2 separate regions of the Homo sapiens genome follow, and region 1 is linked to region 2. A link is a loop called in an ENCODE intact Hi-C map of the cell type or tissue named here. Cell type or tissue: GM12878. All regions are shown on one strand. Each heading gives the region's core, and the rest is flanking DNA. Links, peaks and the distances in the headings are about the cores only.

The links. Peaks named below come from ENCODE experiments on the same cell type or tissue, not always from the same donor. Only the 100,000 strongest peaks of a DNase experiment are listed, where the experiment ranks them.
Region 1: it touches region 2 in a loop (2.6-fold over the local background); 3 of 110 quality-filtered maps call a loop at or near these places.

The regions. Positions count from the first base shown.
Region 1 is chr9:14,504,209-14,520,740 of GRCh38, forward strand. LOC124902120 (a long non-coding RNA gene) reads right to left here and starts at 16,243. Exons shown (of 2, transcript XR_007061419.1): 1 at 16,208-16,243; 2 at 12,029-14,311. It also overlaps a transcript of NFIB not described here. In GM12878, for the core only: no CTCF peak of the experiment used is centred there; no DNase peak of the experiment used is centred there.
Region 2 is chr9:14,443,250-14,459,781 of GRCh38, forward strand. It overlaps a transcript of NFIB not described here. Among named protein-coding and RNA genes, the nearest start is that of TRH-GTG1-6, 18 kb to the left of the region's middle. In GM12878, for the core only: no CTCF peak of the experiment used is centred there; a DNase peak (open chromatin) is centred at 8,858.

The DNA.
Region 1 (16,532 bases), core at 4,527-12,526, 60 kb after region 2:
ATGATGTTTTGGTGACTATGGCCTTATAGTATAGTTTGAAGTCAGGTAATGTGATACCTCCAGACTTGTTCCTTTTGCTTAGTCTTGCTTTGGCTATGCTGGCTCTTTTTTTGGTTCCATATGAATCTTAGAATTGTGTTTTCTAGTTCTGTGAAGAATGATGGTGGTGCTTTGATGGGAATTGCATTGAATTTGTAGATTGCTTTTGGCAGTACGGTCATTTTCACAATATTGATTCTACCCATTCATGAGCATGGGATGTGTTTCCATTTGTTTGTGTCATCTATGATTTCTTTCAGCAGTGTTTTGTAGTTTTCCTTGTAGAGGTCTTTTACCTCCTTGGTTAGCTGTATTCCTAAGTATTTTATTTATTTTTTTGCAGCTATTATTAAAGGGGTTAAGTTCTTGATTTGATTCTTAGCTTGCTCACTGTTGGTGTATAGCAGAGCTACTGATTTGTGTACATTAATTTTGTATCCTGAAGCTTTGCTGAATTCATTTACCAGTTCTAAGAGCTTTTTGGATGAATCTTTAGGGTTTTCTAGGTATATGATCATATAATCAGCCAACAGGAACAGTTTGACTTCCTCTATACTGATTTGGATGCCGTTGGTTTCTTTCCTTTGTCTGATTGCTTTGGCTAGGACTTCCAGTACTATGTTGAATAGAAGTGGTGAAAGTGGGCATCCTTGTTGTGTTCCAGTTCTCAGGGGAAATGCTTTCAACTTTTCCCCGTTCCATACAATTTTGGCTGTGGGTTTGTCATAGATGACTTTTATTACCTTAAGGTATGTCCCTTCTATGCCGATTTTTCGAGGGTTTTAATCATAAAGGGACGCTGGATTATCTCAAATACTTTTTCTGCATCTATTGAGGTGATCACGTGATTTTTGCGTTTAATTCTCTTTATGTGGTGTATCATGTTTATTGACTCGTGGATATAAAACCATCCTTACATCCTTGGTATGAAACCCACTTGATCATGGTGGAATCTTTAGGGTTTTCTAGGTATATGATCTTTTTGACATGCTGTTGGATTTGGTCAGCTAGTATATTGTTGAGGATTTTTGCATGTATGTTCATCAGGGATATTGATCTGTAGTTTTCTTTTTTTGTTATGTCCTTCCCTGGTTTTAGTATTAGGGTGATAACTAGCTTCATAGAATAACTTAGGGAGGATTCCCTAGGGGGACATTTAATGAAGCTTGAGCTACAGCATCTCACTTTGCTGGAGCCTTTTCCAAGGATGCCAGGAGGAGGCAGCAGTCAGAGCCTTGAACTTGTGCATGAATCACTGCTCTGGTCTAGGGGTCACCCCCTGATAACTGGGGACTAGGGGCTGCTGGTGGTACAGGAAGAATACCAACACAAACCCCACTTACTCCACCCCATGCCCACAACCAAGAAGAATCTGTAGAATTTGCAATTCTGCTCCCACTTCAAAGCCCCCTAACCCCTTCTGTAGGACTTGGTAGGGAGAAGGGTGGGATTGGGGAGGGGGAACAGAGAGCAGCAGGAATGCCATGGAGCTGGACCACCTACAGCAGCTACCAGGGGCCCCCACCTGGGTATCAAAGGGTGGGAATTCTTCAAGGGCTTGGCGCTTGACTCTCACCAAGAAATACCTGAGCAAGAAACTGCAGAGGAAATTACACGTATATCATGACTGAAAACCATTTGTGACTTGAAACTCCTCTACAAAGTAAATGATGTATTTTTTGAGCCACTCTACTAGAAGCCTGAATGATCTTTCTATTATCTCTACAGAAATGGTATTACACAATCGTTATAATACAAAGAGGTAATAAAACATATGCAGCCAAATAGAAAGAAAAAGTCATTATAGAAACATGCTAGACAAAATAAAAACAATCATACAACTTTCTGGATTTTGTGAAGTTTGTGGTATTTATTAATAAAATGTTTGAAATTTGGTGTGTAAGTTTTACATCCTACAAAGTATGAATACACCCAACTTCCCATGTTTTATTACAATTGACATAAGTCTTGCATCTTAATTTTGGTTTATGCTGCTTGGGGGAGGGGAGATTGCCCACAGAGGGTTTTTTAGTGATTCACCCTCTGAAATGCATGGACCTGCCACCCATGAGAGCACCTGCCATGCACCAAACATGCTAGGTGCTCGGGAGGACGGAAAGATTTGCCAAAGCTTGAACTTTTAGAGAGGAACCCCTTGTCTCTAGAAGAAGGATAGGCTACTGCACGAGGTTTCACTGTCCTGTTTCCTAACTCTTTCTTGAGAAGAAACGAACAGGATAAGAATTCCAGAGATGGTAAAATAAAGGTTTCATAAGGACAATATAACATGAAGCAAATAATTAGGAGGGATTATTTTTGGAGGAGCTGTGAAGGAAAATAAATATGGAGAGATGCTGGAAGTACCTACATATTGAAAATGTGAGTATGTAGGTTAGGTTTATTCTAAATAGCCTCACCTTTCCTTTTTCTCATTTTCCATCCTTACTGTACCCCTAAAACTCCACCCTTAAAGGTTTGGTTGAATATTTTAGGTGAATATTTTGCTGTAAATAGCAGAGAGTGTGGGGAGGTGCTTGGCTGAAAGGGGAGAGCAGTTTTCTAGGAAGGTAGGTTTTGGCATGGGAGCTGTTGATAGGAGAAAACATACAGGCTTATTAGGTTTTCTTTCTTCTTTTAGAAAACACATAACTTATTAGATGGACTTAAAAAGTAACACAAATCAACTGTTAGGCGTGTTTTAAATACAGACTGTGGGTATTTTCTACCAAAGAACAGCATATCTACAGGCGACACCATAAAGATTTAAATGTTTTAAACAGTTTTTAAAGATTTTTAAATGTTTTAAAACTTATTAAAATCATTTAAAAAAGTTTTTAGAGCAATGCACAGTAGCTAACAATTGATAAGGAAATACCGCATAACTAATCCAACTGTGTCCTGTTACATTTCTTCACAATTCCACATAATTTTAAGGTTAAACAAAATCAGTCACTTTTTAGCATCCAAAGTTCTGAATTCTGGCTTTCAATCCTTTACTCCACTATCATGATCTTAAAATATCTGTCATACATTCTTTGAGGGAGCGTGATATAAAAGTTTTTATTTTTGCATAAGTGGAGCTTTAAAGATGTATTTTCTATATTATATCTGTTTCTTCACAGTCAACACGACAGTTGATTATTTTGAAACCTTTTAAAGCAACCATTTCAGTAGGTTTATTTTGTAAAGTTAAGCTTTCATTACTAATTCCTTTAGATATATGTAACATTTTTCTTTGTTCAAGTAAACATGAGAAAAATAATGGAAAGTGGGCAATTGTTTTAAGGATGTCCTTAGGTTAAACACTAAATACCGGTTTGGTTTGGAATATTTTTCCAACTCAAACTGTTTAAACTGGTATTCTCCAACAAAAGACCATTCTTGGTAATGGGAAGATAATGCAGATATATCTTAATCTTCTCCATGCCTAAATAGCAGCGCAAGGAACTGGCAGAGTGTTAGGTTTTTTGAGGAGAGTGAGAAGAAGAAAGAGGTTGGAATGCTGAAACTCACTCTTTGATTGGAGGTCAGACAGAAATAAAGCAACCATCAAAACTCTCTAATAGACATGATTTTCCTGAGGCTGAGTGTCAGCCTCCATCACACAGGCTGCCGGCATCAGAAATAGACAGGTGACAAAATTTTTCTTTCTATGTGACACAGGTTCAGCACATGAATCCAAAGAGGCATAAACACACACAGACACAGACACAGACACACACAAACACACACACACACACACACACATATATATATATATATTCATGTCCTGAACCTGTGTCACACAGAAGGGACATGAATATTAAGCACATGAATCCAAACAATTAGGCATATATAATATTAATATATAAATATACATGTTAATATTCATATTATATATTCATATTATATGTGTAAATATACAAGCATCACAGAAAAGCATCACTGCTTTTCTACATAAACATTATATATACATATATGTGTAAATATGTATATGTGTTTGTGTATGTGTGTATGTGTGATGTTTATGTAGAAAAGCAGTGATCACCTTCCATAGCAGGAGCAGCAGTTGAGTGTAGTGGACACTGATGAGATGATCTGCCTAGATGCCCCTCTTTCATTTCTGCCGGAAACCGCCCACTCCTTGTCCATATATCCCTTTTGGGAAATTTCAATGTCTCATACTACCTCATCCTTCTAGAAGTTGTTGTTTGATCTAGGGGTGAGGAGTTAGTTAAGCCAATCTAATGAGAATCCTTCTCAGCAATTTAAATACAGTCTAGAACTGACATCAATGGTTTCTCTTAGAGGGCGAGAATTATATGACATAAAGTCCAGGAACCACTGTGTCTTGTGTCCCATATCACGGAGAAAGTCTATCACCAGGGAGTGGAAATGAAGCAAACACTCAAGCTTGGAAGCAAGCCCGAATGGGATGTGGTGCTTGGCCTCTGGTGCCAGGATGGTCCGGCTACATGCCTCTTACTCCTACACGTTGGTTTTACACATTTCCTTGGACTCCATAAACCAAAAAGCCCCCCTTTTGCCTGTGCTAGTTCAAGCTGGTTTGGATCCCCTGTTAGCAAAGGAGTCCTAGTTAACATTCTGCTGAATTAAAACATTTGATTAATGGAGAACTGAATCTTCTTCTACTCTTGTTCACAAATTGAAACTTATTTGTTTGACATCCTGAATATAACAATATATTACTTCCTCTGGGTTGATACTCAGTATATCAGTACTTAGAGCAATGAGAATGAAGGTGTAAAGACATAGACGTACTGACCCCAGGAAATGGAATACATTCTGTTTATAATAAATGTTTGAAATGAGTTGCTTTCCTAAAATGAGTTGTTTCATTCAGCAAGCGTTTCTTGAGGACTTACTTGTGTTGGACACTGATGTTGGTGGTGACATTAGTCAGCAAAACAGACCAAAATCCCTACCCTTGTAGAGCTCATATCCTAGTTTCTACTATAGGAATAAATCAGACACTTTCTGGATAATTTAGAATGTCAGTTGTGTGCTAATTAATTGGAAGTTTAGGCATCTTTGTCATTGGCCAGACACACATGTTCTGCAGAATATGAATGATAATCTTTCTCCACACACTTTCCCCACCCAAGATAATATGGCAAAATTAGTTCCTTAAGTTCTGTCAGTGAAAACCATACCATTCCTTGCTACTGCTAAATTGAGCTCCATTTCATCAAAACTTCAATGGTGAAAAACTTAGATCTCCCATTTCCTTTTTTTCTCTGGTATTAAATACTTCCTAACACATATTTTTATCAACATCATACTACTATCATAAGCCAACAAACCTGGCAAGTTTCACAGATAGCCTGTACTTTGTAGGGAGCAAACGTATCAACAGTACTCCTTGCCCTCTCCTTTTCTCCAATTTATTTCCTTGGGTCCAATCTGGAAGTTATTCTGTCTGTCAGAAGGGCCAGGGAATGATGAAACAACCATCCCACCCCTGAAGCACCAGGACAAAATGGAGAAAGATAGAATAGGGTCAGAAGACAGAGAGCTGAAGGACCCAGCCCATGGTGAAATGGCCCTTCCTGGTTAAAAACTAGCAGGTGTGGTAAGTTCTTGGAGCATTTTTGAGAAAGCAGCTTCTTACAGTGGAGTTTATGAAGACTCATTTTATTTTTTACATTTTAGTTTCGTTCAGTTTTTGAGACAGAGTCTCGCTCTGTCGCCCAGGCTGGAGTGCAATGGCGCAATCTTGGCTCACTGCAACCTTCGCTTCCCAGGTTCAAGTGATTCTCCTGCCTCAGCCTCCTGAGTAGCTGGGATACAGGAGCATGCCACTACGCCCAGATAATTTTTATATTGTTAGTAGAGACAGGATTTCACCATATTGGCCAGGCAGATCTTGAACTCCTGACCTCAAGTGATCTGCCTGCCTTGGCCTCCCAAAGAACTGGGATTACAGGCGTGAGCCACCGTGCCCGGCCTTGAAGACGCATTTTAAATCTGAGATGTGATTGATTTAAGTTAAATGCTTTAAATTATCTGCAATTAGCAATAAGAACTCTGATAGAGAAAAAGCAATATCTTAGGGCAGATGAACATGGGCTGGGACAAAAATAAGGGGAAACAGAAAAGCTTAAGAAGGTACCCAATGAGAGACCAGAAATCCACCCCACACTAGAATAGACTCAATTTTCTTTGACACTCTTGGCTAAAGCATGTGTTTGTGTGTGTATGACAAAAGTTTTGTTTTAAACCAAAATCTTGGGGAAGATATTGTATATTAATATCAAAACCACATGTGTAATATCTGTAGCATTTTTGCATATAACATATTATAACTGCAGTGGAAAATGCATATAGATTTCATTTCATAGGGTAGTTTCAACTAATCTCTCTTTTGTTTTCCTACTCATTTAAAAGTATTTTTTATTTTAAAAGTAAGTTGAAAAACATATTTTTATTGCTTTCTTGTGTGAAATTGGAGAATTCAAAAAAGTACAACAACCTCAAAATCACATTTTAAGAAACCAGAAATCTTTATCTCATAATTGAGAAATGTCCACTATAAAATGTTTGGTGTACACCTTTTCAGCCTTCATTTCTATGTGTTTTTTTATGTTCTTAGTGACTGAACTGCAATACCTTTTTGAAAAGAAAAGAATCATAACCTTTTCTTTTTGCTTACTGGTAGTACATCATAAGATCCCCCCTACCTTCAAGTATTAATATTTCAGATATTTCCTCTTTGATGATGCTGCTTCAGTTCCTTGTAACCAAATTTGTGTCCCACATTAGGGATGATTTTGTCAATAAATTGGGAGGTTGAGGCTAAAAGATTTGCCAATTTTGGAGATTTTTGATAAATATTGCCAATTTGCCTTCCAAAGAGTTTGTGTTATACTTGCCAATTTATATTCCCACTAGCAATGCTTCTTTATCTTTCCAGTACTAGGAATCATGAATGTTTACCAATTTTATAGAAGAAAAAAGTAACTAATTGGTTATCAGTACATATTTTCTTATGTATTCATAGTTCGTTTATATTTTTTTGTGTGTATGTTTATTGCTTCTTTAAATTTTTCCCATATTTTTGAGGATTTTACACTTGATTACTTTATAAAAGAATCTTTATAATCTTTTCATTATTATGTAAATTTTTCATTTCCCTATCAAATTTATGTTTATATAATTTTAATTTTTATGTAATCAAATTTATTTTTTCATAATCATAATGGCAACTATTGAGTGCTTATTATATAATAGTTTCTGTATATTTTGAAAACATTATTTCATCACTGTATGTTAATTGTATGAGTTAAGTACTCAGTTACTTCTACTTTTTTACACAAGAAAACTGAAACTCAGAGAAGCTAAAAGGCTAGCCTGAGATGACACAGCCAGTAAGAGGTGGAGTTGAAATCAGAACCCACACACTATGACTGGTCTTGGCCACTATGACACACTGCTTTTCAAATGTATTCTGAATGCTTCTAGGTATTTTGGTTCTAATTCTGAAATTTGTATTCCACTACTTGATCTGTCTGATTGATGTCTTACCCCAAAGTCACACTGTCTTAATGTTTATACATTTATAATATGTTTTGATAAGTCAGAATATGTTTCCATTTTTTCTTGGATCTTCTTATTTCTTTTACCATATAAAGTTCAGAATCATTTCATCCAGTCAGAAAAAAACAAGGCCTCTTGGGTTCAATATAGTTAATTTGTAAGTTAATTGTGGCAAACCGATATTTTTGCACAATTAAACTGTTTTATTTAGGTATAAAGAACAGATTCTCTATCCTCAAGCCTTTAAAGAGATTCTCAGTACAATTTACATTACTTGTCTGGTTTATTACTAATTATTTTATATGTATGTTACTATTGTGAATGGAATTCCTTCGCGTTGTATTTTCTAACTCTGGGTTTCCCAAGATGTCCCATGAGTAGCGCTGGTCCCAAGATATGATTTGGGCAAAGGGTTCCAACGTCTACAAAGCTGAGGAAACACTTCTCAAACCCCAGGTACATGTAGCTGGTGAAACTTTTAGAGGGGTTCAGAGTATGAAATGCCCAAATTTATTTAGTACAGAAATGTAATTTTGAGGAGTATTTTTAGATTTTAAAGGGACTGCTCTTTCAGACAACACACTCTGTGAAAGTCTGTTCTGCAGACTTTCATTACTAAGTAATGATTTTTGCCTGTTTCTTTGAGACAGATATTTATAATCATAGTAATAAAGTATCTTCGTATTTCTAGGCATATCTTTGTTGGCATATAACTAGATGATTATATGGGTTTTTTTCTGTTTTGAATTATTGATATAATGGATTAAATAATAGAAGTCTTAACATTAACCCAATATGCATACAGAAATAAAAAACGTAATAAGTCCGCCAATTTATTATCATGCTTTTAATGTAGTGCTGAGTTCAATTTATCAATATTTCACTTAGCGTCTTGTACTCTTATTTATAAAGTAAATTTTCTCCTTTCTTCCCTCTTGTGTTTCTTCCCTTCCACCTCCCTTTTCTCTCTTCCTCCATTCCTTTTTTCCTACCTCCCGTCTTTCTTTTCTCTGTCACGTTTTTGAATCAGAGTTAAGCTACCTTTACAAAATGAATTGAATAGCTTTCTATAGTTTTTCTTTCCAGACATGGAAATTATTTGAAACTTCGAAAGAATTTTTCCATAGAATCAAATGTTCCAAAGCTTTTGAAAAAAAAAAAAAAAAGATTAGAGAAAATTCTGTTAACTTTTAAAAGAATTTTCAAGACAATGTAACTGCTTAGGTTTTGTATTTCTAGACCCAAGTTTTTGTAGCTTATCTATTACTTACAAAATGTTTATTCCATCTAAATTTTTAAATATACCCACACAGAGATGCAGAAAGTATTCTTTTATTAAAAATACCTCTTATTCAGCATATATTTATGTATTCGTTTGTTTTCTCTTTTTTCTTCCAAAGAGCAACTCTTTATTTTTCACCTCTATTGTTTTTCTTCTAGCTCATTAATTTCTGCTTTTTATAAAAAAGAAAAACTTGTTCTTACTCTCCTAGATTTGTTTTCCCCATCTTCCTGTGTAAAGGTTTAATTCACTTATTTTCATTTTAAATGAAACAGAAATGAAGGCCGGGTGTGGTGGCTCACGCCTGTAATCCCAGCACTTTGGGAGGCTGAGGCGGGCAGATCACTAGGTCAGGAGTTTGAGATCAGCCTAACCAACATGGTGAAACCTCGTCTCTACTAAAAATACAAAAATTAGCCGGGTGTGGTAGCGCATGCCTGTAATCCTAGCTACTCAAGAGGCTGAGGCCAGAGAATTGCTTGAACTCGGGAGCCGGAGGGTGCAGTGAGCCGAAATTGTGCCATTGCACTCCAGCCTGGGTGACAGAGCGAGACTCCATCTCAAAAAAAAAAAAGAAAAAGAAAAGAAAAAGAAAAAGAAAAAAAAAGAAACAAAATGAAAAGCTATAGTTTTTTTTCTTTAGTTATGGTTTTGATGATCCTATAAGTTTTGATATTGATTACAGCATGCTGGCAAATCCAGTTCCATCACTTACTCTCTTTGTGACCTTAAGCAAGTTACTTCACCTCTCTGTGCCTCAGTTTGTTTAACCTATAAGAAAAATATTAATGTCCACTTCAGAGTTTTAATGAGGATTACATGAGGTAATATATGCAAACTAATTTTAATAGTGAGTGACAGATACTAAATACTGAACAATGCCTATGATGCTACTTTTTATTTTCTTAACAGTCTATAATTTTAGTCTGAATGTCGCTTACCTCAGTTATTAGGGCCTTAATAATTTTTATCAATTGCTAGCTTTATTACATGGCAGCTAGAGAATTCAGCAAATAAAATTTGTGGCAATGTAGCTTTGAGGTAAATGAATGAATGAGGAAGGAAATTACATTTATTGAGCATTGTTTGACATTGTATTACACATTTCTGTTTGTTTTCAGAGCTCTATTATAGGAATGCAAGGATCTGATATATGTTGATCTGTTCTCCAACCCTGCAATTTTTTTACTGTGATACTCTACTGAAATTTCCTAACGCGTATTTTATCTTTGGAACACACACATACACATACATACATACATACACACACACACACACACACGCATCCACCACCTTTCTGGGCATGCACACCCGCTTGGCTCTTTTCCAAAAAGTAGTTTACTGAAAACAAGAGCAAGATGTTATGGAATTACCTAGGTACTAAAAAGATATTCCTAGTATTCATAGATTTGGTATTGGAAGAAGAAGTTGCTTTCTCACAGTATTTTTAATGACTTAACAAAGAAGGGAATCTTACCTCTAAAGCTAATTCCAGGAAGCATTTATCATGAAAAACCTAAATAATGGTATGTTAGAGAACTGAAGGAGATGTGGGTCAATATTTAACACCCATATTGCTTGAGAGATGGCTGAATTGATCTAATCTGGTGTGTGCTGAAAGGTCTTTTTCAGCTAAAATATTCTTTTTATTAGCCTCCTTGATTACTTTTTTTAGGACACGAATTCTCAGTTTGGGTTGCTCAGTGAGCAGCCCAAAAGCTGGCTGGGAATTTTTAAAAATATACCAATGCGTGGGTCTTCTCTCAACCAAATGAACCAGAATCACAGTGGATTTGAAAGACTTGGGCATCTTATAAAATGACCTCCAGATGACTCTAGTATGTAGCCATAGTTGAGAACCACTGGGCTAAGATATTATATCTCCTTAAAGTACCCAACAGAAACGGCATACTTAAACCATTGCACAGAATCTTAGCTATTAGCTTTGAGTCATCTGCCAGTTTAGCAGAGAATTGAGACTAAAAGGCTAGGCTCTGGGACAGATACACTTTATTGCACTGCAGCTAGAATTGGGGGCTGGGATGGCGGTTGTTAGAAAAAACTTGGAGATTGGAGACCTAGCCAGAAGGATAGAACTGGACAGGTACAAGCATAAGGGGCATTGGGAAGCTATCGCTAAGGTAGGGACATTGGGGCATAGGGAAGACCCCGTGGGCAGGGAATCAGATGGAGGAAGTGGGTTGCAAAGTGGAGAAGGAAGAAAAAGGGAAGTAATGTCTTAGCCAGGGCCTAAAATGCACAGGATGCTGTGCTAAAACCTTCTGCAGACCTGAGCTCTCCGAGTTCTCACAACAAACCTGTAAAATAGGAGCTCCATGTTAAAGTGGGGAAATTGGGGTTTAGAGCCATTAATCAACTTTTCCACTAACTCGGTAGGCAAGGTGGATTTCAATCCATGAGTGTTCCTCTAGCCAGGTGTTTCTCTAGTGTGGTGCCAGGAACCCTTTGCATCAGAGTCACCTGGGGCCTCACCTCACCTTCCCCAGACCTCCTGAAACTGAATCGTGGGCCCAGGAATGTGAGTTTGTGACAAGTTCTTGGTGTGATCATTCATTATGCCTCTGAACGTCTGAGGCCCAATGTCCTAGAACCCAGCTTTTGTCAAACTTGAATGAGCCTATGCATATCCTCGGGGCCATGCGAAAATGCAGAGGCTGACTCAGTGGGTTGGGGGTGGGGCCTGAGTTTCTGCATTTCCCACAAGCCTCTAGACGATGCCAAAGCTTTGGCCACCCAGAACACATTTTAAGTAACAAGTTCCTCTACCATGCTGCCCGACCTCATTCAGGCTAAGGCCAAAGCCTGAATCCCAAACAGTCAGGATTCTGCGAGCAGCTAGACTAGCCTGGACATTCAAAGGCTGTGACTGCTAATGGCTGCTCAGCTGGCTTCCCTCCAGGGGAGCGGCTCCGCTTGCTCATCTGTCAGAGGGAGAAGCCAAAGCCATTGGCGAGCACCTGCTCCGAGCCCTCAGGAAGCCAGCGCTGAATTTAGCCCCACAGCAGCCGAGCTGCCCAGAGACAGGATTTGCAGACAATTGCCTCGAACCACAGTCAGGCGCAGGCCCCAGCACACGGCCTGTAACCAATTCCACAAATGCCAAATGACTGGCCCTGGAAATTGCAAAGAAAATAGCTAGCCACCAGGAGGTGGGGGTTGAATCTTTTTATTATTATTATTTAAATCAGTACAACATTTGGGATCTATTACCAGTGATTTAAGGTTTGCCCAGTGTGTGGGCTTTATGGGATTTCCCCTTTATTTGGGAGTATTTCAGATTCAGGAGTTTAATTCTGTTACCTTCTTTCCTTGATCACAAAAACAAAGGCACTGACCGATAACTTGTTACTCCATAAGGAACGAAATTGTGTTTCTCTGTTATCTCAAAAAAAAGGCTTGGTTCTTTCTGAAAAATTAATCACCCTATCTTTTACACATTTAAGCTCCTTGGCATTGCATGGGAAATTATCTGTTCCACACTTGAATCAAGCAAAAGCAAGTCCATATGCCCGGTCCTTAATCTCTCTTAGTTTTCTTCCAATTAGATGCAATCTTTTTCCAATACTCTAATTAATACTTCCACATTAAATATTAGGCCTTGTAAGAGAAAAATCATCTGTAATATAGTCGTATCAAGCCAAACAGGATTTTCAAGCTCTTGCCCTTAATCCTTCTTTCAATTTTCTGCCATTTAGAAACAATTTTTCCCCAACACTCTAATGAATGCAAATAATATTCGTGATTAGTTAGTATTATGCTAATCTGAGCCTGGAATTTACCTAAATCTGCATGGTGTTGTCTGAGCACCAGATTGCTTTGGGTTTCTGAGGAAAATTACATTAGCCTGCCAGATGCACAAAACATGATAGAGTAGAAATCTGAGCAAATAATCAAGATTACATTAGTTTTGTTTCTTAATGAACAACTGTTGGCATTAGGGATTACAGACAAATTATGGGTTTCCTCTCTGAGCTCAAGCAGCTAAGCAGCTGTTGTGAAGGTCCCCTTTTTCTGACTACCCCTAAATAGATTGGGAGCCACTAGGGCAGGAGGAAAGCATCTAAAATTTCACATAATTTAATTTGTTCCATTACAAAGTAATCATCACTCCAAGGCCCACAGCTAACCTCCAAATTTCCCCCCACCAACCTCTCTCTGGAATGCAGGAGCAATTCAAGTGAGTATCTGGGGCAGAAACTCAATGTGTTTGTCTTCTCTCCTGACTTGCAGGGATGTGGGTTACATGCCTCCAAGGCGTACCTGCTTTCTGTACCCTTTGGGCCACTTTCCAAAAGGGTGCCTGCTTATTCCTGCTACTTGGATGACACAGATGGAATGCTGCTGATAAGGATTATGTAGGTAACACAGTACATCTGGCCACAGTCTAATAGGCTGGATAAACCAGAAACTTGCAGAAACAGCAGCCATCTGAGCTTAGACCCTTGTCCTATGTTACTTGATCTACGTCTGTGAAGTTTCACTATAATGAAATCCTTGTCCTGCAGTGGATGTGTGGTGTGTGGTAGCGGTGGTCGTGGTGGTGTATGTGTATATGTGTGTGTAGATAGGGTGATTTAATAGCCCATGGCCCTGTTCTTGGACCTTCTTTCTTTACATCAGTCAGCAAAATAGCAGGGCTCTTGGTGTGGATTTTTTTCTGCCTAATTTAAGTGCCCTCACTTACAGCATGATGCCTTTTTCCATGGGCTGTTTCCCAGTTCAGAGTCATGCTCTCTCTTGCCACTGGACCTTTGCATATGGTCATCCCTCTGCAGGAATTAATCTTCTGCTCTCTCTTATTTGCATCTAAAGAAACTGCACCAGCTTCAAGATGAGTTAGGTGCCTCTGTTATGTAGCTCCAAGTCAGGCAATACTGCAGCAACAAAAGACTTATTGCATTGTCTTCTAACTAGATGTAAACTCCACAAGGAAGAGCACTAAGCCTGCCTTGTTCATACAGCATTTGTTATAAATACACTATAAAAAATTTTGAATGGAATAAATATATTTATGCAGTTACAAATGCAGTGTTGATAAGAAACGTTTGGGTCTATATGCCATTGGAAATATGGATGGCCTAAATGATAAGACATTCGCAACAAGGTCATCATAAAGATATTTTTCTATAGAGGCTAGCGACTTCTCAATCTATGGCCATGGCCCTGTGTTTTGGGGCAAAGTAGGCAATAGAGGCTAAGTGTTTATGGATACAGGCAACTCATGACTTGCTCCAGCTGGCTGAGCAAGGTTACCTTGAGAACTGAGCTTCTTTTCCTGCCTTCTGTACCCATCTCTGTCACAATTCCTCACAAACTTATAGGCCCATTGCTGGTAAGAGTCTTCCTGATGAATGCCACCCATTATTGAACTAACAGCCCAGGATCCCCAGCTGTCATCATAATCTAGTATCCAGTGGTGAGATTGTGGATAGCCTAGTGGGAAACAAAAAACAGAGTGGATATGAGAAAGAGGAGTAGAAAGAAGTTATCTGTTAGGTCCACCTTCCATCCCTACTCCTAACACCACTACTTTTGTCCTGCAGTTTCTGGGCTCAAGACTACGGAAAGAAACTCAAGAAAAAAAAAAGAGAGAAGAGAAACCAAGTTGTAGAGGAAGGGAAGCTGAAGAACTACTCCCTCCTTTCCTTGCCAGCAATGGGAAAATGAAAGACAAATGGGGTAGAGAGCATGAGAAGTAGAGATCTCTCCTTCACCCTCTTTGCACTCTCCAGGAACCTCAGGCCATATTTCCAATTCCCAACTTCCCTCTCTGGATCGGAGCAGTGGAGTCTATGCTCAGCCACTGGGAGATGGGGGATTCCCACTCATCTGCTAAGAAGGGGGCTATTGGAAGGAGGAAGGGGAAAGTCCAGGCCCCAGTTGCCTGGAGCCATTATTGCGCCTGGTACACTGTGGGTGAAATCATCTTTGATGGGTCCTTTTGGACCCATTGCACTTATCACAAAATTGCTAATGAACAGCTCATTTTTAAGTTGTGTGTATGGTGGTGATGGTGGGGTGCCTCTGTGAAAAGCGGGACTGGCTTTATTTATAAATTCTGTGTCCTGGGCTCTCCAAGCACTAACAATGGGCTAAGAGACTAGAACTTAAGGCAAGCTCAACCTCGTTCAACAAGTCTGATGGTATCGGTGCTTGTATAAGGATATTGAGTGCCAGGAAGAGAAGTTGAGAGAGGAAATATAATGCTAAGTAAGATTGGATCTCTGCTTTCCAGAAGTTTATCATTGAGTTTAGGGGAAAAATGAAATTAATGACATAAGGAGTAAATACACTAAACAGGAGCTCAGAGTCTGGAAGAAATCATTTTCTCAGAAAGGTAAGCAAAGTCTTTGTGGAAATTGGTTGAGCCTAAAGCCACTGACTTAACTGCTAAGAATCACTTCTCCTAGTAGTAGTTTCTGTTGTGTGTTTTCTTGGCGGGGGGTTGGGAGGCAGGGGTTGTTTTTGTTTTGTAACCTTATTTGTGTCTTTTCTTATTTGTATACTTTATACTGTCAGGCATTTTACTGCGGTGCGTTGTGCTTATGCCCTACTTAGAGTTAATTACTATTAGCATGAGGACCCAATATATGCCTGGCAAAATGGTTTATGAATAAAACTCATCTAATCCTCACAACAATCTTACTAAGCAGATCCTGCTACTACCCCCACAAAACAGCTGAGGAAACTGAGTCACAGAAATGTTAACTCATTTGCTCAAGTTTACCTAGCTGGGCAATGGCATATTTGGGAGTTGAGCCCAGATAGTCTAGCCTTAGATGCCTAGGCCCTTAACCATAATGCTATTCTTCCTCTCTACATAACCTGAAACACTCTCCAAAAAGTATTTTTACATCCCATACTCTCTCCCATTTTAATTTTAGCTTCCCCTTAGTTCTCTACGTTATAAACATGATAAAATTCAGATTGGTGAAAATATGAAGTCCATATTCTAAAGAAACTATTTATAATGTTTAACTTTCCTTCATTCACATGAGGATATGTGAGGCACAATAGATATTATCTTACACTGCACCTAAGATTTCCTTCTACTAAAAATTTCAGGGAAAAAAATAACTCTTTAGGAAATACCCATTCTATCTATCTAATTGTAATTTTATCAAAAGGCCATTTCTTCATGTTTTCAATGACCAATTAAATAGTAATTATGAACTACACACATTTTTTCCCTGAAACTTTCCAATTTCATTCCATGACCTTATTTACAAAATAAGGGTCTGTCTTAATAGGTGCTATTTCCCTAATGATCTAAGATAAGAATTCAACATGCATTATGAACACAGACCCAGCCCGGCAGGCATTACTTACTCTGCACCCAACCTGTCCTTCTTCCAAGGGCTGACTGACTTGTACTTAGAGCAGCTCAGAGGAGAAACACCTCAGTGGAATGTTCTGCAGCGGTGCCACAGACCAAGATCACATTCTGCAAAACAGTCACTCTCTTCCAATGAGTATGAAATTCCTTTAAAAGGAGGGGCTGAAATAATGAAAGACCTCTAAACACAGGAATCTGAAGCACTTCTGTGCAGATATTAAATTTAGCTTCTACAGAGAACTTTTGCATTCACTCAGTATTTTCCAAACCATGTGTCATGACCCATTAGCAGGTCAAGATATCAATTTAGTGAGACAG
Region 2 (16,532 bases), core at 5,308-13,307:
CTCCATGCTACCCACCTCCATCCTCCATCCTCAGCTATTACTTCCTATAGATGGGCTTCCAAACCAATGCCTTCATCTGAAGCTTCTCTCAAAAAACATGATGCCATATTTCTAATTAGCTATCCAGCCTCTTCACTGACTGTCTCATAGGCATCTCAGGTTCACTGTCCAAACTGAAGTCAGGTGTCTCCCACCCACCTGCCCTTCTTCTTCCACATCACCTATCTCAGGTAAAGGCACTGCCATTCCTCAAGCTTCATGAGCCAGATGAAAACTGCGATGCCATCCTCAGTCCCTTTCTAAGCCATGCTTCTCCATTCCATTTATTCTAACCTGGCCCCAATTGCAATACATCCTCCTCTTAACACTCTCGGAGATATCTCTTCATCTTTACTTCCCAATTATTTTAATCCAGGCATTTGGCATTCTTGCCTTCCTATTTTTGCCTGTGGTCTCACCCTTTAATTTTCCACATGTACAAAGTTATCATTCTAAAATATAAATCTAGTGGCTTAAATCTCACAATAGACTGTAATATCCGTGAAGACAGAAACTGACTTACAGATGTGGACATATTCTCACTGCTGAGCATACTGTCTACCTAACATGTGGGAGGTCCTCAATTAATATTTACTGTATGAAAAAAGAACAGAAAATAAAAATTTCTGTCACTGTCCATTGTCCACAAAGTCCAAACTGTTAAACAAAACATCAAAGGCTCTTCAGTGTGTGTCCCCAAACTATTTTTCTGGTAATATTTTCTACCTCTGTTCAATCCCTCATACTAAGATCAGCTAAGCAAAATTATTTGTCATTTTCTAAGCATATTTATGATTTTCATGGCCCTAATCATGCGAAAGTACATATTTGATGTGTCAGTTTGAGATGCCAATGAAAGATCCAAATTGAGATATCAAATATGCTGTTAGGTACATGAACCAGGAACTCACAAGAGAGGCTTAGGGTTAGAGTAAGAGGTTTGGAAGCTGCAATATATAGATGATGTTAAAACCAAGACAATGAAAGAACACACCTAGGGAGAGAGTGTAGATTTTAGAAGAGTATTCAGAAATTCAACATAGATCATCAAACCAGATATAGAGTTTTAGGTAACGGTAAGTCATTCAAATGGCACTCTCTAGAAGGTAATGGCTAGAAAAAATTGACACTTGGGCTGCTTGATGGAAAGCAATAAAAATAGAGTTTTGAAAGTCATAAGCATAATGGTAATTGTTGAAACTCTGAGAATGGATGAGCTTCTAAATAAGAGTGAATTATCCCTGAAGGTGTTACTTATACTCATGCCAGAGAGAAAGATTTGTTTTCATGATTAGATGTTGAAAGACTCAGAAATGTATCGGGGGAAAAGAAAACGCAAGTCTTACGTGATATAGCCAACACTTCCTTATCCAGCCATTTAACATTTACCAAATTTTGTCCTTATCCCCGTTTACTCTTTGACTTTTAAAAAATTGTGAAATATGTCAGAAGAATATAAAAACATATGTACATCATTAATAATTTAGACAAGAAAAATAAGCTTAACCAAGTTAAAACAGAATATTACAAGGACTGTAGAGACCCTTTTTGTGCACTATCTGCCTTCTCCAAGAGGCAACTAATATCCTCACTTACATGATAATCATTCCTCTGTTTTTCTTTCTTGTCTTACCACCTATGTATACATTCCTCAATCATAGATTGTTCAACTGTGCTTGCTTTTGAACTTTATATAAATGGAACAATACAGTATGTGTTCTTCTGTGGCTCGCTTTCTATACTCATGATATGTTTGTGAGCTTCGTCCATGTTGATGTGTATAGTTGTAGTATGTGTATTTTCAGTGCCGTATGGTGCTTTCTGGCCCCAACTATTTGTTGCTGGTATATAGGAATGTAGTTGATTTTTCTGTATTGGTTTTTGTTTGGCAAACTTGCCAAACTCTTTTATTAATTCTGATAATTAACCTGTATATTTTGGGGGTTTTCTATTTTGATAATCATACATATCATTGCAAATAGTGATAATTTTAATCATTTCTATTTTTTTATTATTGTGATGGCTAGAATCTACAGTACAAGTTTGAAGGAAAGGAGTGATAGCAGGCATTTTTATCTTTTTCCTGATCTTCAAGAGAGTGTTCTTACCATTACTATCATTAACTATAATATTTACTGTAAGTTTTTATAGATGCCTTTTATTGGGTTAAGGAAGTTACCTCCTATTGCCAGTTGGCATAAGAAATTTTGATCTTTTTTAGAATTTAGATCATAAAATGAGTATTAAATTTTAGCAAATACTCTGGCTTCTATTTAGATGATCATTCAACTTTTCTCCTTTAATCTGTCAATGTGCACATTAATTTCCAAATTTACAAGTTTTAATTTTCAAATATTAAACCAAACTTGCATTTCTGAAATTAGTCTAATTTGGTCATTATGTTCTATTCTTTTGGAGCATTGCTGGTTTGGTTTTATGAAATTTTGTTTAGGATTTATGCTGTGTTCTCGAATGAGATTAACCTGACACTATTTATTGTTTTATATACCCAATACTTATTTCTATTCATTTACATATTTGTCACTTTTCATTCTCTTCTTTTCTTCTTGCATCTTTGATGTTTGATTGGGGAACATTTTCTTGATGCCTAAATAACATCCTTTAGAATAGCCATTAGAGAGTTTTCTGGTAACACACTGGCTCAGATTTTGTGTGTATGAAAATATATTGATTTAATCTTCATTTCTGAAGTACATTTCCACTAGGCATAGAATTCCAGGTTCTCTCAGCATGTTGGAGATATAATCGCACTCTCTTCCAGCTTTCATTGCTGAGATAGGTGCTTTCAGACTGATGCTCACCCGAAGAACGTGCCTTTGCTGTCTGGCTCCTTTTAAGGTAATTTCCTCATTTTGATTTTGGTTTTGTTTGTATGTTATGTTTTCAGTTTCACAATAGTGTGTCTAAGTATGGATTTCTTTTTAATTATACTGTTTAGGATTAACTGGGTTTGAATCTATGGGTTGGAACATTGTATCAGTTCTGAAAAATCCTTAGCCATTATCTCTTCAGATACTGTCTCTGCTTAATTCCCCTTGTCTTATCCTTCTGGGATTCCAGTCCAACCTACATTACGTGTTCTCATTACACCCCACATGTCTGTGTCTTGGTTTATTTTTACTATTGTTTTGTTATCTTATGCTTCTTTCTGGATAATTTCTACAGATCTCTTTTACAGTTCACAAATTTTCTTTTCAGCTTTCATTACTCTACTGTCAAACTCATCCATTTCATTTCTTTCCTGTAAAACATCTACTTTTGGTTTGTAGCAGCCAGTGAAAATTTATGTGTGTCATATATATAATAATATGACTTGAAAACAGTATAATCATACATTTTAAAATCATACTTAAAAATTATGTAGTGAACACTAACAATATCCGGGCCCATACTAGCTACATAAATATATTCTGTCTCTTAAATAAATGAACGTATTATTATGTAATTTTAAAGACATCACAAGAGTACAGGGAATAGTATTAATAAAAACAACTTCTGCGCATTACTCAACTTTAATAATCATCATTTTAACAATCTTATTTTATCTTTCTCTACCTACACACTTGGTAAACACATTTTTTCTTAGAAAAATTTTCAAACAAATCTCAGATATCACATAATTCCATCTGAAATAACATTTCCCCTGAAAATACCTTAGTAGTCATCTCTAATGGATAAGAACATCTATATTTATGCAGAACCAACATGCTTTTATCACATATGAATAAACCAACACAGAAATTCCTTATATGCTTGAGGTATTTTTATCATAAGAATCTTATATTTCATAGGTTCAATGTAGTTCTTTGAAAGTCTGTTTGGTTATGTTTTATAGTTTATTGTTTCTGTTTCATATTTTCAAGTTTGCAATTTATTTCTTTAATATTACACATAATTTTTTAATAGCCTGTGTCTGAAACTTCCACGACCTGAAGTCCTTATGAATCCATGTCTGCTCTGTTTGTTTTTAGCTATTGCTCATGGTGCATTATTTCCTTGTGCATTTAGTAAAGTTTTATTGCAGTATGCTCCGTATTCTCAGAATTGTATTCATGGGAGTTCTTTAGAGCTTGGAAAGAAGATGTGTTCTTTAGAGAGGATCTACATTTATTTCTATCATTCACCCGGTGGTACAATTAGTGTGGGGTCACTCTCCATTAAATTCTTGGCTTGAGGTTTTTAAAACCACTAAATGAGTGTGAATTCAGGCTGTAAATCTCAGACAAACTGTGGCTATAAGTTCTCAGTAGTGATTTCTTTTTCTATTCTCACCTTAACTCCGCATTCACCACATTCACCATTAAAAGCAGTATATTTTCTTTGTAGTTTTCTGGTTGAGAGTGGGAGTGAAGAGAAATAGCTGCATTATTTCTAGTTCACTTTTATTCTGAGAGTATAATTCTTTGGGATACAGGCATGTGGACTCCCTACCTTGGTGGGCTCTGGGATTTATGTCCCATTCCCTGTATCTTAGAAGTCATAAAAACAAGAGTTCATGTTCATTTGTTTCAACAAATGATCCCAGTTCCTAGGCTGAAAGTTCTTTTCTTTTTTCAGAGTTCATTGATCGATTTAAGATGATGCTTTTTCACATATTTAGACAAGTTTTTAAATTATGCATAGAAGGAAGGCTGATCAAGGTACCTACCCTGAAATTGGAAGTCCTCTATTGATACTTTAGCCTATACTGATCTGGCTTTCTATCAATGAAGTTATAGAAAACTTGACTGAGAATCAAAAAAGTATATAACTTGTGGTTTGACCATATATGTAACCATAGATGGGATTGAGAAAAAGTCTCGTTCTTTGCAAACATTATACAGTGTGAAAATATGGATCACAGAAAAGTGACTGTCAATTAAAGCAAAATCAATTCTTGGGGACTGAGCTCATTGTACACAAAATTAGTCACTTGTATTATGTATAACTTAACTATGTCATATGAATCTGTCTTAATGTCCTCAATAAACTGATGCTTCCTGGAAGATTTTTCATTCTTCATTAAGTTTGTATCTTGCGGTATCTATAGTGGTAGGCATAATTATTGGCTGAAATAAGGAACTAAATGATTGCATCCAAAAAAAATTTTTATTTAAAATCTGAATTGATTTAACTATTTATATATTCTAAGAGTTGAAAGGGATTGTCATAATTCCCATGAGAGTGGCAGTAATATTTCTCCAGTGCTTCCTTTTTCTTAAAAAACCTAGTTGGGATGGAGAAGGTGCTATTCAGAGGAAATGCTTTATTGTCTATCAAAGGATTTTAATGAATCTTTGGATTTGCAAAGGGAAAGCCAAAGCTAAGTGTGGGAATAAGGCTGGAAACAAATGGAGTGTACTGAATAAGACAAGGGTAGGACTTTTATTTTCTCTTGAAAGAGGGGCAAATAAGAAATAGAGTGGGAGCACAGAGCTGTGTACGGTGGTAACAGCACAGCAAGCAAGGTGGGTAAAGAACTTGTCATCCCATGGATAGCTGGTATCTAATACTCGACGTTAAGATTTTTATGTTTTTGCAATATTCCCATTCATTTTTCCAACCTCCAGCAATGTCTGCTACACCTGCGTAAATCTTGCATAAGTGAGGATTGGGAGATAGAGGGATATGCATACAAATCAAAGAAAGGGAGTTGCTCCCAGTTTGAGTCAATGCTAGGGTAGAATAAAGGAAGAGCACTATGAGACAGTGAAGAAAAGGAAGTTGCTGGGATGGATGATCAAAGATTGAAGGTTACCATGAAACTTTAAGTTCCTGAAAAATTTGATGCAATTTGATGCAATTTAATTCCCAGACCTTAAAGGGCAGGATATTTGTATATAATACTGTATCATTACTAATATTTTCTACTAATATTTAATGGCATCAGAAAGTTGCTTCAATGTTCAGAAGTCAGTCGTTAGTGTCAGGGTCCAACCAAAGTCTCATAATTCCCCCAACATTTTATTTCCCCAACTATGCTTCAAGCGGTGATTCTCAAACTTATATGCACATTGGAATCATTGAGAGAGCTAAAACCTACTGATGCCTATGCACCACTCCACATATTCTGATTTAATTGGCCTAAGATGGAACCTGGGCTTCAGGACTTTAAACATCTCCTCAAATGAGTTCAATTTGCAGGCAAAGTTGAGGATCACTGGCATAAAGCTATAATAGCATTCTAAAGACAGTCGGAAATATTCAAATGAGATGGTAAAAAGCAATAGAGAATGCATGAGTTGAAAGTGTGATCATAAAGGAAGTTAAATTTGTTGAAATGCATCATTTTTTATCATATAATCCCTGTTCATGCTGGGGCTGAAAAACAAAAGTCAAAACAGACAAAAATATTTCTCGACCGGGTACAGTGGCTTACACCTGTAATCCCAGCAATTTGGGAGGCTGAGGCGGGTGGATCACCTGAGGTCAGGAGTTTGAGACCAGCCTGGCCAACAAGGTGAAACCCCGTCTCTACTAAAAATACAAAAAAAAATTAGCCAGACATGGTGGTGCATGCCTGCAGTCCCAACTACTCCGGAGGCTGAGGCATGAGAATCGTTTCAACCCAGGAGGTGGAGGTTGCAAGTGAGCCGAGATCACGCCACTGCACTCCAGCCTGGGCAGCAGAGCAAGACTCCATCTTGATTAAAAATAAATAAATAAATAAATAAAATTTTTTTTAAAAAAAATTATTATACTCTCAGTTATAGGGTACATGTTCACAATGTGCAGGTTTGTTACCTAGGTATACATGTGCCATGTTGGTTTGCTGCACCCATTAACTCATCATTTACATTAGTTATTTCTCTTAATGCTATCCCTCCCCCAGCCCCCTACACTCCGACAGGCCCCGGTGTGTGATGTTCCGCTCCCTGTGTCCATGTGTTCTCTTTGTTCAATTCCCACCGATGAGTGACAACATGCGGTGTTTGGTTTTCTGTCCTTGTGATACTTTGCTAAGAATGATGGTTTCATTCTCATTAAAGTCCTCTGTATAACTGGGAAAAGAAAACATCTATACCCACTCAACCTACTGCTTACATCAACACAACTTTACTCTTCAAACTGCATTGACCTAACGTTACTTTTCCATGAACCTCTTGCCCAAGAAGCTGAAGTTGAAGATAATATTATAGTTCGTTTCAAGAACTTTCCCCAAGTCTATTATCCTGTCTTCATTTATCACCCTTTCTTAGAATAATAGATAATTTCAAAAGATCATTTATTCTGTACTTTGAAAACCTCCCCACTCTGTGTACTCCGATCTTTACTTATAACAAACCTTGCTCAGTTCTAACTAAGTGCCCCTCTACACTGCATTGAGAGACTCCCTTTAAATCAGATGTTACAGCACCCCTCCCCCCGCACCACAAACTCATAAATACTCTAACTTTGTCCTCCTGATTCCTGGGAACTACTAAAACACTTTCAAGGTGATTTTCTTTTCTTTTATAAGTGGCAAAAACTGGGCTTTGTTTTATTTATCAACCGGCCATGAAGTATCTATTTACTGTTTGTTCAGAGATTCTCATATATTTCAGTTGGGAAATGTCCAAATGTCTTATTTTAAAACATTGAAGAAAATAGCTACACTTTACCCAGTGCCAGCCGTGTGATTTACAGACATTGTCTGTCATGCTTTGAATACATTTTCAGGGTTGGTATCACTAATTATATTTTTCACAAACGAGACTCACAGAAATCTGGAACTTTACAGGGGGTCACACAACTATTTAGAGCAGGGATTTTGGTCCAGGTGCTGGCACCACATTACCTCGGTGAAGCCTGAATCCAGGTCTGCTCTAGCCAGCTGGAGGAAACATTTGAGGTGTTACCAATTTTAATGAGTTGACATCAGCTCCTACCCTCCCAGTGGGACACCACAAAGGTAGCCAGATAATTGAGGTAGAAGAGTCACTTTATAATTTTTCAGCAACATTTATATGTTTTAAATCTTCAGCTGCATGGTGGATAGGTAGGTGTTCACCAGTTTATTCTTTATTACATCTTTGTATACCTGATATTTCACAGTATTTCTTTCTTTTGAAATTTTATTGTGAAGCATTTTAAACATACAAATATAGAATAATATATTGAACCTTAATGTGCTCACTACCCAGCTTCAACATTGACCAACTATTGATCAACTCTTGGCCAATTATTCATAAACATTTTCGTTTGTGTTTCTAAAATATAAGGATGTTTAAAGTATGTATCTGTAAAAGGTAAGCACTTAAAAAAACAAAACAAAACAAAACCCACAAATACCACTTCAGGCCGAACATAAGTTTGACAATAGTTTCTAAGCATCATCAAATATCGAACTAGCATACAAGTATCCAGTTGCCACATACAAATCATAATATTTTAGAGCTTGCTTGTATAATATGATTAAACTTCAGTAACTTAAGAGGGCTTTAGTCTCCCATTTAACATAGAATATGAAAACTTGTCCTAATGGGAATATTTCTGTTGAAAGGCAGCTTGAGTTTCCCACTGTGGTCTCAGTTCTTAATGTTTTGATTTGAATTTTCATGAAAATGTTTATTTTCATGAAGCCCCATTTATTTAAAGCATGACCTTATTTTTTTTTTTGCAAGTTCTGAACCTGTCGTCCTGTTTTAATTTGTACGTCTGGACCACATAATATCTTTATGGTACTCAAAGCCCCTTGGGGCTGGGGCGAGGATGCAGTTAAGAGGCATTATCAATACAAGTTAATCCGGGATGTCTGCTCTCATTTTTCAGGTTTTCATGTTTAAGTCAATAACTACTTTGACATACAGATCTGACTTTTTCTCCAGCAGCAATTTGCATTTCTGGTCTCATAAAGCCTTTCTTATTCCTTTGTGGTTATTCGTGTTTCTAATGAGTAATAAAGGAACTGTCAACATTGATGTGAACCAAGAGGTAACACACGGAGGGGTGGTACAGTTAGAGGTATGAGCTACTAAAATTCCCCAAGCAGTTTTAATCAAAACCCACCCTTACTGTTTTCATTGTATCCATGATATTTTTTACATTAAAAAATAAAAGAAAGAAAAAAGAAGGAGGGAAAGTAGGAAGGAGGGAGGGTTGGAGATAAAGAAGGATGGAAGTAGGGAAAGACAGAGGGAGATGGAAGGAAGGAAGGGAGGGAGGGAGGGGAAGGAAAGGAAAGGAAAGGAAAGGAAAGGAAAGGAAAGGAAAGGAAAGGAAAGGAAAGGAAAGGAAAGGAAAGGAGGAAGGAAGTAGCAGGTGCTTTTGAAGTTAGGTAATGATACATCAATCTTGTATTTCTTTCTTCAGGAGTGGTACAGTCATCTACAGGTCATCTGTCAGAATATAATGAGAAAATCTCGACCCTGGGACTTCATATTTGGCCCTATTCCCTAGTAGACATGTCTGCTCCTGAAGAGGAGTCCCAACTTGGTAGTAGCTCTGTAAGCTAAACAAATATCTGCCAAAACATTAGGCAGATGGTTATCAAATGATTTTCACATTCCCTATGTGAAGATCACTGTGCCCTGCTGATGACAGGATTACATAGGGACTAAAACAAATTAACTGGAAGCAGGGAGGAGAAGGGGGAGAATCCTATTAGTTTGGACCACACATGTGGTTAAATAAAAGCAGGAACAATCACAGCATTGGGTTTTATTTAGATCAGTATGTGCTTTCTCAAAGGGATTGAAAGTATTTGGAATGTGATTTGTCTTTTTCCACTTTGATTGCTTTGTAACGTGGTGCCTCTTAAGAAACCTCATGGGTGCATAAGCCCACCACAGTGTGGCATTCTCTTTAGAACTCCCAGTGAGGTGGGTTCCCACCCTGATCTCAGAATCTTGTTCAGGGTATCTTTTGTGTATTTAAAGGACACTTGGTCTTCTCTGACTATCCCTGCTCAAAGACAGGATCACTGAAATGACTCCCAGCAAAGGATAAAAACAGACATGATCCAGTGTGTGTAATGTATAACAAACATTGGCAGGTTTCTCATTCTGTGTTTAACTTTGACATGAAGCTAGTCTGTCATGTTTGAAGATCAAATGAGATTTCTGCCAACCCACTCCTAGATAGGGAGGATTTATCTGCAACCACACTATGATGTTCCCTTAATACTTTTCAAAAATACAAGTGCTTACATCCTAATAGGTTTTTAGCTTAAGATCTAATCATCTACTCTTGAATTAAGATGCTTGAATGAAGCCAACTCATTTGGAACTAAGCACTTTAATGTCAACAGAGACATATGGTATGGAGACAGAATTACAAAGCCTCTCTTCTGAGGCATCCATTAAGAAAACAAGACTAAGAACACAGCATCATTATTAGTTTACTCATTTATTTCTTAGTAAATCATTGAGAGTAATATTGTCTTATGAAAGTAGAAATGGTCTAAAAATTACATGTTAGGGATAGGGTACATTCCCGTTTGAAATGGTGACATTATTCCCTTGCTCCATAATTACTGCCCACTTCTTTTGCAAACAGCAGTAAATTTTTATAACAAAAAGAAAATACAATATAGGCTGGGCACGGTGGCTCACACCTGTAATCCCAGCACTTTGGGAGTCTGAGGCTGGTGGATCACAGGGTCAGGAGATCGAGACCACCCTGGCCAACATGGTGAAACCCCATCTCTACTAAAAGTACAAAAATTAGCTGGGCACGGTGGGCACCTGTAGTCCCAGCTACTCAGGAGGCTGAGGCAGGAGAATCGCTTGAACCCGGGAGGCAATGAGCCGAGATCGCGCCACTGCACTCCAGCCTGGTGACAGAGCAAGACTCCGTTTCAAAAAAAAAAGTACAATATATATTACACATTTTGTACAAACATATAGGTAGTGTAAATATGAAGACTCACATGTTGCCATTTGTAGGAAAGTACATTCCAGTCCAAATACAAGTTGTCATTTAGGACTCCTCAAAACCAGTACAATTGTCAATACAATAATGTAATTGAAAAGTTAGACCTGACTTGTCAAATGAGGAAAATGTATTAATAAGGAATTGTGGAACAGTGAGCCTCTGAGAAGATTATGTTGCTATTTAGCTGCAGACAATCTGCAAAATAGAAGTGTGCTAATTCTGCTCATCTTGGTCAAATTAATACATCCAAAATGTTTGAATGACATCAAGTTATTCAAAGCATTTGACCAGGAGGTAACCCTCTCTCTTGCCTAGTTAATTTTTGTTAACTCTCACATATTTCCTAGTGGTAGTGAAAACAGGGTCTTTTAAGCCACCTAGACTATGTTGCCTTACCTATTTTATGTTTTCTTACCATTTTCTCTTAGTCCTTTGAAGCATTTGTCACAACTGGGTTATTATTTGGCTAATGTTTGCATTTTCTGCTAGTTTGTAAGCTCTGTAACATCAGTTCTATATTTGCCTTTTCCATCACTTTATTGCTGTGGTAATTGTTCTATTTGTTAAAAGTATTCTGTACCTTTCACTGCAGAATCCCTCTCTACCAGAATGTTATAGTACCAGTCCCAAAGCTTAGTCACATGCCTTGCTTTGACCAATAAAATATAAGTGGAATTGACATGTGTCATTCTGAGCAGAAGCTTTAAAGGTTTTCATATGGTCTCCCCATTGCTTTTCCCCTATGTCAAGACACCAGCATATCCCAGATAGGGCTGCTTCTCGAACCTGGAATGAATTGAATTCTGAAATGAAGATTTAGAGCAGAATCAAAGCTGAGTGGGAATAGGTATGTAATATGAGCAAAAAATAAACTTTTATGGTTGTAAGCCCCCATGATTGGGGGTTATTTGTTACTGCTGCTTAATTTGACTGATACAAATACCTGATGACTGTCAGGATGCCTGGCACATGGTAGGCCTGCAATACATATTTGGTGACAGACTGAATGAATTAATAGAGATATGTAATGGAGACACACAGGAATTTAAGGCATATGCAGGTGCAAAGTAGTAAAAATCTGAGTGTGTATCATTATTTCAACCACAGAAATTTGGGGTTTAATGTAATAAACATGTAATTATCTGCTTTTGAAACCTAAGCCACTCAAGTTAAATATGTGTGATATAACAAAAGTCATGCATTATTTACTATTAACTAGTGAGGTACAGCAGTGGTTCATGGAAGGGAGGGAAAAGTGGTATGTCGCAATAGCCAGGTGAGAGTTCACTTGAGGATGTGAACTGGATGAACAAGTGGATTTATCAAGGCTTTTAGTTAGTGGAGGGGTGAGAGGAGGACATGGCAGATTTCTAAAAGGAGAAAGATGAAAACAAAACTTGTGGATTAGGGAAACTCAGGGATATGATTTAATGAAGATGATGTTTAGGCAGATTAGTCAGGTGGCAGACTGCAGAATGAACGGATTAGAGAAGAGAATTGAGAGGCTAGAAACAGTTAAGAAGCTACTTCAGAAAATGTACCATCAAAAAAAGGGCAATTAACTCTCAGGGAAGCTATACATTCAAAGTGACCTTAACAAAAGTGTAAACAAGATTATCATTCGTTTTTAGGGAACTAGACTAGAAAATTCTAAATTCACTTGGAAAAATTTTTTAAAAAGAGGAACATTCTAAAAAAGAATTATGAGATATTAAAACATAGAATCTAAATAATTAATATGACATTTTGAATGGACAGGCAGATCAATGGGAGAGTTTTGAAAATAAAAAACATATACAAGTTCATTCGGAAAATTAGTGTCAAGAGGTATCATTAATAGTCAGTGGGAAAAGATGGATAATTCATTTGGATTGGCATCTGCAAAAACAAGTTGGACCTGACCTCATATATTGCAGAATAAATTCCAAATGGATCAAAGCATTGAATGTACTAGATTCGATCATAATACCATTTCTGTAGGTCAAAAATTATCAAATATTGGTGATTTCATATGATTCACCTAATAAAAACTGAAGTTACAAAAGTACCTGGAGTAACTACTTGGCATTTTTTTTTTTTTATCATTTAAGGCATGAAAGTGAATATCACTTGGCTTTTAAAAACATTCTTATGTTGGGAAAGACTTTTAAAGCTATGACACAGAATCCAAAGGCCTATAGCATAAAAGATGGTTAAATTCAACTACTTAATAATAAAGTTTTTCTGGAAGGCAAAAATCACCACAAACAGAGTAAAAAGACAAAGGACAAACCTGCAAAAATGTTTTCAACTTATATAGACATATAATTAATTTCTCTAATATCCAAAGAACTTCTACAAATCAATGCACAAAAAGCCAATAATGCACTAGGAAAATTAAAATAAAATATCAACACATAGTTCAAAGGACAAAGTATTAATTGGCTCTTATTCATATGAAAGGATGCTCAGCCTCACTCATAACATGCAGCCTCACTCATTTAATTTGAAAATTCAAATTAAAATTAAAGTAAGATAAAATTGTTTCAGCTATTAGATTGCAGAGATCCCAGAGTTTGATAGCACATTATGTTGGCAAATGGAAGCACTTCCGGTAGGGGTACAAATTGCTAAGTTTTCAATAGGGGACAATTTGCCCATATCCGTCAAAAGCACCGAAGAACATACTCTGACCCAGCCATCCCATTTTGGGAAATTTATCCTATTGATGCACCTGTACATGTGTGAAATGGCAATGGCAACATTATTAAATGCAGAATTGTTTGCAAAATCAAAAGTCTTAAAACAACTCGAATGCCCAGTTTTGGACGATGGCTAAATAAATTATAGTACAGGTCCATAATTGAACAATGTACAACCATAACAATGAATGAGACAATTCTAAATACTGACATAAAAAGACATTCAAATAAAATTGTCATGTGAGAAAGAAAAGGCCAAGGGCAATGTGTACTGTATGCTGCCATTGATCTTAAAAAGGCTAACAGAGAATATATGAACATACACGTAAGTACAGCATTTCTATGGAAAAACATATTAGGAGCTAATAACATTGGCTGTGGGAAGATGAACTGGATATCCAGGGAACAGGGTGGAAGTTACACTATTCACTGCATAGCCTTCGCACATTTTGAATTTTGAACCACTTTAATATATTACCTATTTACAAAATTAAATTTAAAAAAATGATAGTTTAGTTTGAACGAGTTGATGTCAACACCCTTTGAAAGAGGGCTATTTCTCACTAAATGCCCATAAGAGAAAGCAGGAAAGATCTAAAATTGACACCCTAACATCACAATTAAAAGAACTAGAGAAGCGAGAGCAAACACATTCAAAAGCTAGCAGAAGGCAAGAAATAACTAAGATCAGAGAAGAACTGAAGGAGACAGAGACACAAAAAACCCTTCAAAAAATCAATGAATCCAGGAGCTGGTTTTTTTTTTGAAAAGATCAACAAAATTGATAGACCCCTAGCAAGATTAATAAAGAAGAAAAGAGAGAAGAATCAAATAGACACAATAAAAAATGATAAAGGGGTTATCACCACCGATCCCACAGAAATACAAACTACCATCAGAGAATACTATAAACACCTCTATGCAAATAAACTAGAAAATCTAGAAGAAATGGATAAATTGCTGGACACATACACCCTCCCAAGACTAAACCAGGAAGAAGTGGAATCTCTGAATAGACCAATAACAGGCTCTGGCATTGAGGCAATAATTAATAGCTTACCAACCAAAAAAAGTCCAGGACCAGGCGGATTCACAGCCAAATTCTACCAGAGGTACAAGGAGGAGCTGGTACCATTCCTTCTGAAACTATTCCAATCAATAGAAAAAGAGGGAATCCTCCCTAATTCACTTTATGAGGCCAGCATCATCCTGATACCAAAGCCTGACAGAGACACAACAAAAAAAGAGAATTTTAGACCAATATCCCTGATGAACATCGATGCAAAAATCCTCAATAAAATACTGGCAAACCAAATCCAGCAGCACATCAAAAACTTATCCACCATGATCAAGTGGGCTTCATCCCTGGGATGCAAGGCTGGTTCAACATATGCAAATCAATAAACATAATCCAGCATATAAACAGAACCAGTGACAAAAACCACATGATTATCTCAATAGATGCAGAAAAGGCCTTTGACAAAATTCAACTGCCCTTCATGCTAAAAACTCTCAATAAATTAGGTATTGATGGGATGTATCTCAAAATAATAGGAGCTATTTATGACAAACCCACAGCCAATATCATACTGAATGGGCAATATCTGGAAGCATTCCCTTTGAAAACTGGCACAAGACAGGGATGCCCTCTCTCACCACTCCTATTCAACATAGTGTTGGAAGTTCTGGCCAGGGCAATCATGCAGGAGAAGGAAATAAAAGGCATTCAATTAGGAAAAGAGGAAGTCAAATTGTCCCTCTTTGCAGATGACATGATTGTATATCTAGAAGACCCCATCGTCTCAGCTCAAAATCTTCTTAAGCTGATAAGCAACTTCAGCAAAGTCTCAGCATACAAAATCAATGTACAAAAATCACAAGCATTCTTATACACCAATAACAGACAAACAGAGAGCCAAATCATGAGTAAACTCCCATTCACAATTGCTTCAAAGAGAATAAAATACCTAGGAATCCAACTTACAAGGGATGTGAAGGACCTCTTCAAGGAGAACTACAAACCACTGCTCAAGGAAATAAAAGAGGATACAAACAAATGGAAGAATATTCCATGCTCATGGATAGGAAGAATCAATATCGTGAAAATGGCCATACTGCCCAAGGTAATTTATAGATTCAATGCCATCCCCATCGAGCTACGATGACTTTCTTCACAGAATTGGAAAAAACTACTTTAAAGTTCATATGGAACCAAAAAAGAGCCCGCATTGCCAAGTCAATCCTAAGCCAAAAGAACAAAGCTGGAGGCATCACGCTACCTGACTTCAAACTATACTACAAGGTTACAGTAATCAAAACAGCATGGTACTGGTACCAAAACAGAGATATAGACCAATGGAACAGAACAGAGCCCTCAGAAATAATGCTGCATATCTACAACTATCTGATCTTTGACAAACCTGCCAAAAACAAGAAATGGGGAAAGGATTCTCTATTTCGTAAATGGTGCTGGGAAAACTGGCTAGCCATATGTAGAAAGCTGAAACTGGATCCCTTCCTTACACCTTACACAAAAACTAATTCAAGATGGATTAAAGACTTACATGTTAGACCTAAAACCATAAAAACCCTAGAAGAAAACCTAGGCAATACCATTCAGGACATAGGCATGGGTAAGGACTTCATGTCTAAAACACCAAAAACAATGGCAACAAAAGCCAAAATTGACAAACGGGATCTAATTAAACTAAAGAGCTTCTGCACAGCAAAAGAAACTATCATCAGAGTGAAAAGGCAACCTACAGAATGGGAGAAAATTTTTGCAATCTACTCATCTGACAAAGGGCTAATATCCAGAATCTACAATGAACTCAAACAAATTTACAAGAAAAAAACAAACAACCCCATCAAAAAGCGGGCGAAGGATATGAATGGACACTTCTCAAAAGAAGACATTTATGCAGCCAAAAGACACATGAAAAAATGCTCATCATCACT